Linked DNA regions of Homo sapiens: region 1 is linked to region 2. Evidence: read pairs that join two places in POLR2A ChIA-PET (ENCODE). Cell type or tissue: CD4-positive, alpha-beta T cell. All regions are shown on one strand. Links, peaks and the distances in the headings refer to the core of each region. The heading gives the core; the rest is flanking DNA.

What was found. Peaks named below come from ENCODE experiments on the same cell type or tissue, not always from the same donor. Only the 100,000 strongest peaks of a DNase experiment are listed, where the experiment ranks them.
Region 1: POLR2A ChIA-PET joins it to region 2 with 7 read pairs; 3 of 35 experiments call an interaction of 5 or more read pairs at or near these places.

Annotation. Positions count from the first base shown.
Region 1 is chr13:74,096,830-74,101,634 of GRCh38, reverse strand. The region is part of intron 1 of KLF12 (KLF transcription factor 12); the gene reads left to right. Among named protein-coding and RNA genes, the nearest start is that of KLF12, 35 kb to the left of the region's middle. In CD4-positive, alpha-beta T cell, for the core only: no CTCF peak of the experiment used is centred there; no DNase peak of the experiment used is centred there.
Region 2 is chr13:73,982,500-73,987,304 of GRCh38, reverse strand. The region is part of intron 2 of KLF12 (KLF transcription factor 12); the gene reads left to right. Among named protein-coding and RNA genes, the nearest start is that of KLF12, 150 kb to the left of the region's middle. In CD4-positive, alpha-beta T cell, for the core only: no CTCF peak of the experiment used is centred there; a DNase peak (open chromatin) is centred at 2,184; H3K4me3 peaks cover 1,022 bases; H3K27ac peaks cover 2,323 bases.

The DNA of each region.
Region 1 (4,805 bases), core at 478-4,477, 110 kb before region 2:
TTCCTTATTTTATGGCACAATAAGCAGTTCCAGGCTCATCTTGTATTTTCTCTGCCCTGTCCTCCTGATAAGCCATTTCTCCAGTTAACCCTGGTTCCTTCAGTGGAGAGTGGTATTTAGAAACTATAATCTTAGCTTTCTGAGTGCTCATTGATCCTGAGTCCTCTTGGTGGACAGCTGGGAAATATGTGTATGTCTATGTGGGGAAGTTTAAACTTTCCCTCTGAAGAGTTGATCTTGAGTCTGCTGGAATAAGATGACAGAAGACAGATTAACAGGAGAAAAGGCATACAAGTTATTCATGTGCAAGCGCATGGGAATTACACAAAGTAGGAAACTCAAAGAAGTGCTTGAATACCCTCTTCACAGGGGAGAGGAGAAAGTGAGGGATGTAGGCAATTTTGGAGGAAGAGTAAATCATCTTTAGGGGAGGTGAATAGGTCCAGAAAATGGACAGTAGTCTGGTACAGAGCTCCTCGTGGCTTGCAGGGAGGTGGCAACAGACTATAGGAAGGTAAGGGGAAGACATATTCTGGGAACAAAAGTTGTCTTATATGCAGATGAAGCCTGTCAGTAATAGCACTCAGAATAGATGAAAATTCTCTCTGGGTGGGTGTGGTGATGGCCTTCAGATTCTTCTTTGGTGATTAATTTTCCCTGGTTGATGAGATTTCTGACAGGGAGCTGAAGGCAATTTTTTTTCTTTTGAAAGAACTTTTCTCAGATGAGGAAACTTCAGAGAGATCCCCTCCATGGGCTAGGTTGAAAAACAAGGGAAGGTCGGACTTTGATTCTGAGGCAGTTTCTAAGGTCTCCCAATTTCCCTTAATTCACAGTGCTTAGCATGTGCAAGTGCTATACTTTGGAGTATCATTTAATGATTCAATGGCATGTACACATACATTTTTATGTACACACTCCATAAATACATACACTTATAGCAGTGTTTATGTCTATGTTTATATACATATATTTGAGGTGTTTATATCTATGTTTATACATATATATATATATATTTGAGATGGACTCTTGCTCTGTCACCCTGGCTGGAGTGCAGTGGCATGATCTTGGCTCACTGCAACTCTGTCTCCTGGGTTCAACTGATTCTCTTGTCTCAGCCTCCCAAGTAGCTGGGATTACAGGCGCCTGCCACCACACCTAGCTGATTTTTGTATTTTTAGTGGAAATGGGGTTTTGCCATGTTGGCCAGGCTTGCCTTGAATGCTTGACCTCAAGTGATCCACCCACCTTGGCCTCCCAGTGTGCTAGGATTACAGGCATGAAACACCGCACCCAGCTTCTGTGATTATATTTTTTAAAACTGGAAGTTCATACTTATTTTTCCAATTCCAGTGTAGCAGTTCAGGGTTCTCTGTAGCCTCCACCTATTCTGTTGGTAAATACCTGCTACTGTAGTAAGAAGCCTGGCTCTTGTTATCCTCAACATATTTATTTGCTTAATCATTTTACTTATTTTCCCTATCTCATCTGCCTGTTACCATCTCCTCTTCCTTCACCCCCACAACCCCTCTGTCCGTGGTCTCCAGCTGCCAGCTGCCAGCGTGCCTCCATGCTGCGTGCTCTCTCTCCCCTCCACACTCTGTGTACTTGGTGTCAGTGGACCTGCTTCCCTGTGTGTGTGCCCTTCTTTCCCATCAGCACTCCATGGCTCTGGGTGCTGCTGGGCACAAAATACAGGAATGTTTTATGGTTCAATTTGAAAAACTTATACCATTTTATACTTCAGTACTGTTTAGTATGTATTTCTATTTTCAGTTTAAATCAACACTTTTTTTTTAAATAAAAAGAATGTTTATCCTGTGTTGAAGCATCATGCTAGGTATACTACAGAAGTGGAGATAGACATGGTCTTCACCTCTACAGAGCCATGACTAGTGGGTGAAATAGCTGAATTATGTGTGAGGAATTTTATGAAATGGAAATAGCAGGGTGCTGTGGAAGTGCTTCCTTGGTACCCTGCATGTAGGTTTTCTTCCCATGCCTAGGAGCATCTTTGCTCTTAGGATTTACTGCATGAATTAATTGGTATTTCAGTTTGATTATATGTATGTGTCTAGGGACAAGCCTAGCTAAAGGAATGGCCCTGAGAGTTGCAGAATCTAAGAGAAGCACTTTGATTTGATGATTTTACATAGTGTTCTTCTCGTGGTTGGAGGGTGATAGCTCATGTTTCTGAGCAAAATGAGATTTATATTGTAAAGGGTTCATATGCTTGTGAAGGTTGATGTAGGGCAAAGTGCAAAGTGATTTTTCTTTTCTTCTTTTTAGAGACAGGGTCTCACTCTGTTGCCCAGGCTAGAGTGCAGTGGCCTTGATCTTAGCTCACTGCAGCCTCAATTGCTGGGCTCAGGTGATCTTCCCACCTCAGCCTCCCTAGTAGATGGGATCACAGGAGTGCACTACCATGCCCAGATAATTTTTAAATTTTTTATTCTTTGAGGTCTCACTATGTTGCCCAGACTGGTCTTGAACTACTGGCCTCAAGCGATCCTCCTGCCTTGGCCTCCCAAAGTGTTGAAGTTGCAGATGTGAGCCACCCCACCTGGTCCAAAGTGATTTTTCTAACCCCATTTATACAATGATAATGATGTATATATGTCCAGTAGCAAAAATGAGTCATAAAATAGCTCCTTCTAACCTTACAAAAGTAAGCGGAGTTTGTGTTATAAAATAAGACCCATGACATGTAACATACTAGCGTGGGAAGCATTTGAAAATACTGTGTTCCATGTGAATTTGTTTGCCAAAATATAAACCTGTTTATATTTTGAATGTAATTGCTTAATAATGGTTAAATGCTACATAAACTAGTTAGCAAAATATTTTCTAAAAAATGTTAAGCCTATTATGAACTCTTTGTACAAAAAGTTGAAAACAAAGCTTACCAAAGTCTGATTTGTATAATGGTTCTTTCTTGTCGTATTGGCTAAATATTTGGGAAGTATGCATTCCTGCTTTGTTGGAAAACCCATCTATGAGGTTTGATATAGCCATTCAATATTCAATATACATATCTCTAGGGCTCTAGGGTATTAGGCCTACAGAGTCATAGAGAATTGAAAGAACTTTAGAAATCATCTTCTACAGATAAAGGTAAAGTGACCTTCATTAGATCATAGAGCTTGAATTCTGTAGAGGTAGGAACCTGAATGAGAATTTAGCTCTCCACAAGGCTCTAAGTCAAAATCTGTACCAAAAGTCTTAGTGCTTCTGAATGTGGTGGTGGTGGTTAAAATTATCTTCATTATTGTATTTGATTAGCCTAGCCTAACATTTTGCAGTACCAGGCTTTTGTCAGGAGGTAAGCAGTATTGATAGTTAATAATTACCTGGACCATTTTTAGCACTTAATAAAAGTGCATGCAATGTTCTCACCTCAATGTGTAATTCAAGATTCTAAGCAGTGAGTTCAGCATCAGCTGTGTATGATAAACAGAAAATCTGAATTGACTTTATTATTATGGCCGAAATGGTTACATTCCTGGGGTCAGGATTTCTGGGATTTTGTGAGAAGGTTAATGATACAGAAGGGTCAGCATATGGAAATTAAAGCTGCAGTTTCTAAATATCTATTTGATAGTCGAGGCTAGTAGTAGCCTGTAAAAATAAGATTAGCCAGTTGGTTGTTGCCATTTTTTAGTCTCTCTTGTTTGATACATAAATATTCTTTCACAGAGTAGAAAATTGAATTCTGAATATCTGCATGGTGGGTCAGCAGATGTACCTATAAGTCAAAAGGAATATTTAAAAATATATATATTTGGAGGAGCAGTTTGTGGAGTTGGGGTCTGAAGTGTGGGGAAATTATGTGTTGCTGCTTTAGGAAAAAGTTGCTATGCCGTTGCAGACATTTAACTAATAAAAGCACATGAACATACACACACACACACACACACACAAATACATATATATATATGTATATAAAATTGTATTTTCAAGTATTCTGTGCAGTTAAATGTTTGGGAGGATACCTAAACGTGTGTTTAAAATATTGAGATGATGGTCTCCAGTGTCTGAATTTGGTAAAACAGTGAATCTCAGCAGCATATGAAGTCTTTGGATCTTTGGGCCAGGGTTGTATACCCTACAATTTACTGTGATTTAATAATGGATTTTAGAAATTCAAGACTGTTTTAATAAACTCTGTAGTCAAGTGTGTAATTCAACCATGTTGTGATTTGTGCATCAGTTTTCTTTCTGTATTTGATTGTTGATATGAAAGTCAGAGCAAGCTTAGGTAATGTGGTCCCAGCACAGATGTACAGTATAAAATGATCACATTTTCAGAGTTGAAAGGTCATGCACAGATGTTTGTAGAAATGACACTCATTAAACTTTCTAAGGATGCCATGTCCCTTTGTAACCCCTCTAAGATGGGAACTCAAAAAAGAAACCTTATACACTGGTCATAAAGTCCTTGAGAAACTACCTGTTTTGTTATCTTTAAACGTAGTTCTTGGAGATTCTTTAGAGACAAAATTAATCCTGAACTTGGTATTTTGTATTTCTTTTTAAATTGTATTCATATACTGCAACGTGAGCTAGGTCTTTTCTCCTTATTAAGACTTGGAAACTGTAGTTCAGAGAGGTGAAGTAATTTTAATTTACCCAAGGGGAAAAAAATTTGGAATTTGAACTTGGAAGTGTCTGACCTGATGTTTCTAACAAATCCAGGCTTTTAACTCCTTTGTTTCAAAATGTCATGCTCTGTGTTGAGCACATAATAAACTAGATTATAAACTGTTTTCCACCTTTTTGGAGCTCTCTGTGCAGGCATTTATTCT
Region 2 (4,805 bases), core at 557-4,556:
TATATTATTTTAATAAGGCAGCTTCTTCCCTTCTCTTAAGCTGATGTTAGGTGAGAATTTCTTACTTTTTCTAAAGAATTTTATTTAATAATGTTAATAATTATTGACTCAAGAAGTGTGATTTTTTGTGTCTTACACGTAATCAGTTTTTCAGTGTATCTTATAGTCTAATGGAGTGTAAGTTTCTCAAAATTCCAATTTAAGAATCAATTGATTATTCATATTTAACATGCTGCTTCAACTATTTGTGCTTTTAGAGCAAGACACTTAATATGAAAGTGAATTTATTTTTATTAAAGGCTTTTAATTTGTTTTCTATGGCCACTGTAACAAATTACCACAAACTTAGTGGTTTTGAAAAAAAAACACAAATTTATCTTACAGTTCTGGTGGTCAGAAGTCCAATGGTCTCACTGGGCTAAACTCAAAGTATTGGGAGGATTATATTCCCTTCTGGAGGTCCTAGGACTGATTCCATTTCCTTACCGGCCTCTAGAGCCTACTCAGGTTCCTTGGTCCATTCAACTCCAGCAGCTTTGGGCCAAGTCCTTCTGGTACTGCCATCTCTCTGGTTCTCCCCTTCTACCTCCCTCCTTCACATTTAAGGACTATTGTGATTACTTTGGCCTATCCTAGATAATCCAGGATGATCTCCTTATTTTAAGGTCAGGTGATTAGCAACTTTAATTCCATCTGTGACTTTCATTCCCCTTTGCCATGTAACCTAACAGATTTCAGGGATTAGGACATGGACATCTTTAGGGGGCCATTACTCTGCCAGCCACAGGTTTTCAAAAACGTAAGTGACTGTGATTGCAGGTACATGTTACCTTTGTCATAAACATGTGGTTGGGAATTTTGAAAGAATTCTCATTTTGCTAATTCCATTAATAGTCAAGCAAATTATGATTTATGTCAATCAAAATATAATTTTCTTCCTTCTTGTGATTGGAAGAAAAAAGTCCATTCAAATCACTTTTGCAGCTAAATGAAGCAAGTGATAATATTAAAATTTCCCATTATAAAAAATCTAATAAATATCTAATTTTTTGCAAACAGTAGATTGTTTACCACAGTTTCACATGGTGATACTATGGTTTTATGTGCCTTCAAAGCTAGATGAACTACTTTTAGAATTCATCAGACCTTTTGGCCTAACAAATTTTCCTTTGTTTTTGAATGTTGTTATTTGTAGCGTATCTGATAAAACTGAAATCTAGTTTCAGGAAACATGTTTGGTTATCTCGTTAAAAGCTCTTGAGGTGATAGCATGCACTTACTTACAACCCATACACTTACTAAGACATCCTGTATCTCTTGCAGCTGTGGCTCCGGAGCTGTATTTAAAGTTTAGTTAATACCTAGCCAGCAGCTATCTATTGAAATTAACAGATAGGCTAGGGCTGTTGCCTCTTTCAGGGTAGTGAGATCCTTTAGATTTCAAAGAACTTTTTCTGGGGGAATTTTTTTGATTGTTTTTGTTATCAAAGTGAGGAAAAGTTCTGTATAGCTTTTTCTTTTCATCCGTCTTCACACAGCAGAGAGTCTAAGGGGAGCAAAATCTGTGAGAGGGGCCTTTTGCAGTTTTAATAGCTTCACATCTCAGGGATGACTCCTTTAATTTAGAGTGCTAATAGCTGGCATCTAGGGGAAAATGAAAGGCCGCTTGACAATGAGAAGCTGGAAGATTGAGAGCAAACACATGGAGAGTCGTTAGAGCCAGGACTGTAAGTAAAAAGGGGATGGTAGTTACACAGAGTCTGGGGTTTGGGACCCTGAGCCTGGTTTAAAGCCTCCTTCTAATGTTGCACACTGTGATAATCACTGGTTGTCGGCCTTGCACCCTTCTGCCGTGAGTAATCCCTTTCCCTGTTTTCAATCATGTGCACTCAAATTGAAGGGTAGGTGTTCCTTTTTAACTGAGAGTTGAGTGTCCTTTTTAACTGAGAGTTGGAATCTGGGCACCTTGTGACAACCACGATTTCATCATCCATTGCTGCAAAACAGAGCATCCCAGGTTAGTGGCTTAAAGCAAAAGCAGTATGTGTTTTGCTCTTGAAGTGGCTACTTGGGTAGGACTTGGTGGAGTCGGCTTCTCCTTGCTCTGCTCAGTGGCTGCTGAGGTTCAAAGGCGGATGACTGCAATCATGAAGACTCTCGTCGACATGTTTTCCAGTTAGTGCTGGCTCTCAGCCAGTCTGTTGGCTGCAACGCCTTCATGTGGCCAAGGCTTCCTTAACAGTAAAGCTGCGCACTGGGGAAGGTGGGTGGGGGGATAACACCAGGCAGAAGCTGTGTCACCCTTGGAAGTGATGCCATGTGATTTCCCCCATATTCTGTTCATCCAGGTGATTATAAAGACAGGCTCATTAATTCAAAAGGAGGGGACATATCCCCCACCCCTTGATGGGAGAGTGGAAACATTCTGGAAGAGCACATGTGACTGGAGATACTGTAGTGAACATTTCTGGAAAACAGCATCAGCTACAGTTCATCTTCAAACTGGAGGAATCCGTAACGTTTTGTTTTTCTGGAACTAGTTCTGGTGCCAAATTCTGTATCAGTTGGGGTGTGAAAAGAGAAACAGAATGAGGGGAAAGGTGCCGAATATGGGACTTAAAAGGACTTGACCTCCTATGATGGTAGGAACTAGTTAAGCACATTATATATGGCTGTTGCTTCTATATATTTGGCGCCAGAGCTGAAATCACCAGGGCTAGCAGTCGGGAAGGAAGGATGAGAGTGGAGCGCAGGAGAGGAAGGCCACACTGGATGTACAAGGGCACATGCCAGTCCACATAGACCCTCACTGATCATAAGCCTCTAACTTCAGAGAGGCCAGGGAACTGTGGGAGAAGCTGGCACCCTTCCCTGAGCAAGACGCGTCATGGCCTATGAATAAAATAAGCAGATGAAGGCAATCCCGTGGACCAGCCGCTTCCCTGTGCCAGCGAGGAGAGCAGGCACATAGGCGACAGTGTGTGTGAGCTGCACCTTCCCAGTGTGAGATGCATGCGGCAGGTGCTTCACTACTGCCCCGAGTCCCGCCAGGGTGGCTCTTATAACCCAAAAATGATGGCATGCTGCAGGGAAGACAGTTCTGAAAATGTAGACATGTAGTTGAGATAGTTCAAATCCACCACCAAGTCTTTCCTTGCCTCTTCTCTGCCATTTCACTTGCAGCTCTACCTGCTTGCTGTCCTCCCCACCCGAGGATCTTATAGAGGATTATAGACCTCTGTTGGTTCCTGTTCTTTCCTTGATTTTCCCATTTCTGTCTGAAGCACTGCTCCTGGGACCCACCCTTGTAGTGGAGAGGACAGTGCTGTCACATGAATGGACGTCTCCACATGAGGAAGGCTCATCTGCCCTAGAATACCACCTGCCTGGATTCACTGCTTATGAATTCTGCACGACTCTGAGAACCTGCAAGATTATTTGTGGCCTCTTCTTGCTTTTTCATATGGTACTTGACTCAGTTACTGCTGTCTGTTGTGGTTGAGGCCACTCTGCTCCCTGGATTTGGGATCTTGACTGCCTGTCTATAATGCCATAGACCAGTCAGGCTGGGGCCAGGGCTTTGTGGCCTCAGGGATTTGTGATTGAGAGTTTAGGAAAGAGAAAACATAATATGAGGAAAAGGAGGATTCTGATTTTGTACATGATGGAAATATGTGAATAATTGGGACACCAGGGACTTGTCCAGATAGTAAAGTTTAGAGCAAAGTTATGAGCAAGAATGATAGCAATAGTTTGTATGCAGAATATGAATGAATAATATAAAGGCTGGGAGTAAGTTAGAGGCAAGATTGGCAGGCAGTAACTGGGAGGACACGGTGCTGGAGAACACCCGATAAGCAGGAATGTAGTTAATTCAGACAGAGGTTCACGAACCAGAAGGCACTGATACTGGAGAGAAGAATGGGATGGGTAGTGAAAGGTCCGTGCTGACATCACTAAGTTGAATCATGCTGGCACCAAGAAAGGTGGTGGCATAGGGCAGCTTCTGTACAGCAGGGCTGGAAAGCAAGTGGCTTTTTAATCGCATGTTAAGTCTTAGACTGTGCCAGGGTTGGTTGCCTGGCGTTCTGGTTGAGCCATAGTACAGGACTAGGAAACCCTGTACACTTGAACTTCCAGGAACAAAGATAAAGGGATTCCTTGGTGAGAGGAGTGATGGTAGACAGGGACAGGGTGCGAGCCTCATACTGGATAAGTATTAAGCTGCCTTATAGAGATCTTTTCAATGAATATTTGAACAAGAGGATGAATGAAATGTGAGTAAGAGCAAAAGAAGGAGAATGAGAGAAAAATGAGAATGAATTTTACTTTTTTTTCTTTTTTTTTTGGAAAAAAAGTGTTAAAGAGTATGATTATATGTGACAGAAGAAAGAAAAATGAAATCCTGAAATAAATGAAAAGTGGGTGACAGAAAACCTGAAATACTGAACATTTCTTTTATTAAGATAGAGTTTTCCAGTATGTGGTAGATGAGGGAAAGGGTCTGGTTTACAGGACTTAACTATGAGAAAAATGGCAAGAGAGGGATTTTCCTAAGCAGTTACTCTCCATGGCTAGGCTGATATCTTGGTAAAAATGCTCTGAATGTACTGCTTAGGCTATTGCTAAATATAGTAACAAATATGAAGAGTGTTTTTTTCCTATACCAAGTGTATTTATGATTATAAATCTACACATTTGTGATAACCCAACAATTTTATAATAAGGCATCTAGCAACAAGATTTCTTTTTTATTTTTTAATGGAAGATATCCTTTCTGACAGTTGTCTTTGCCTAAGTGTACA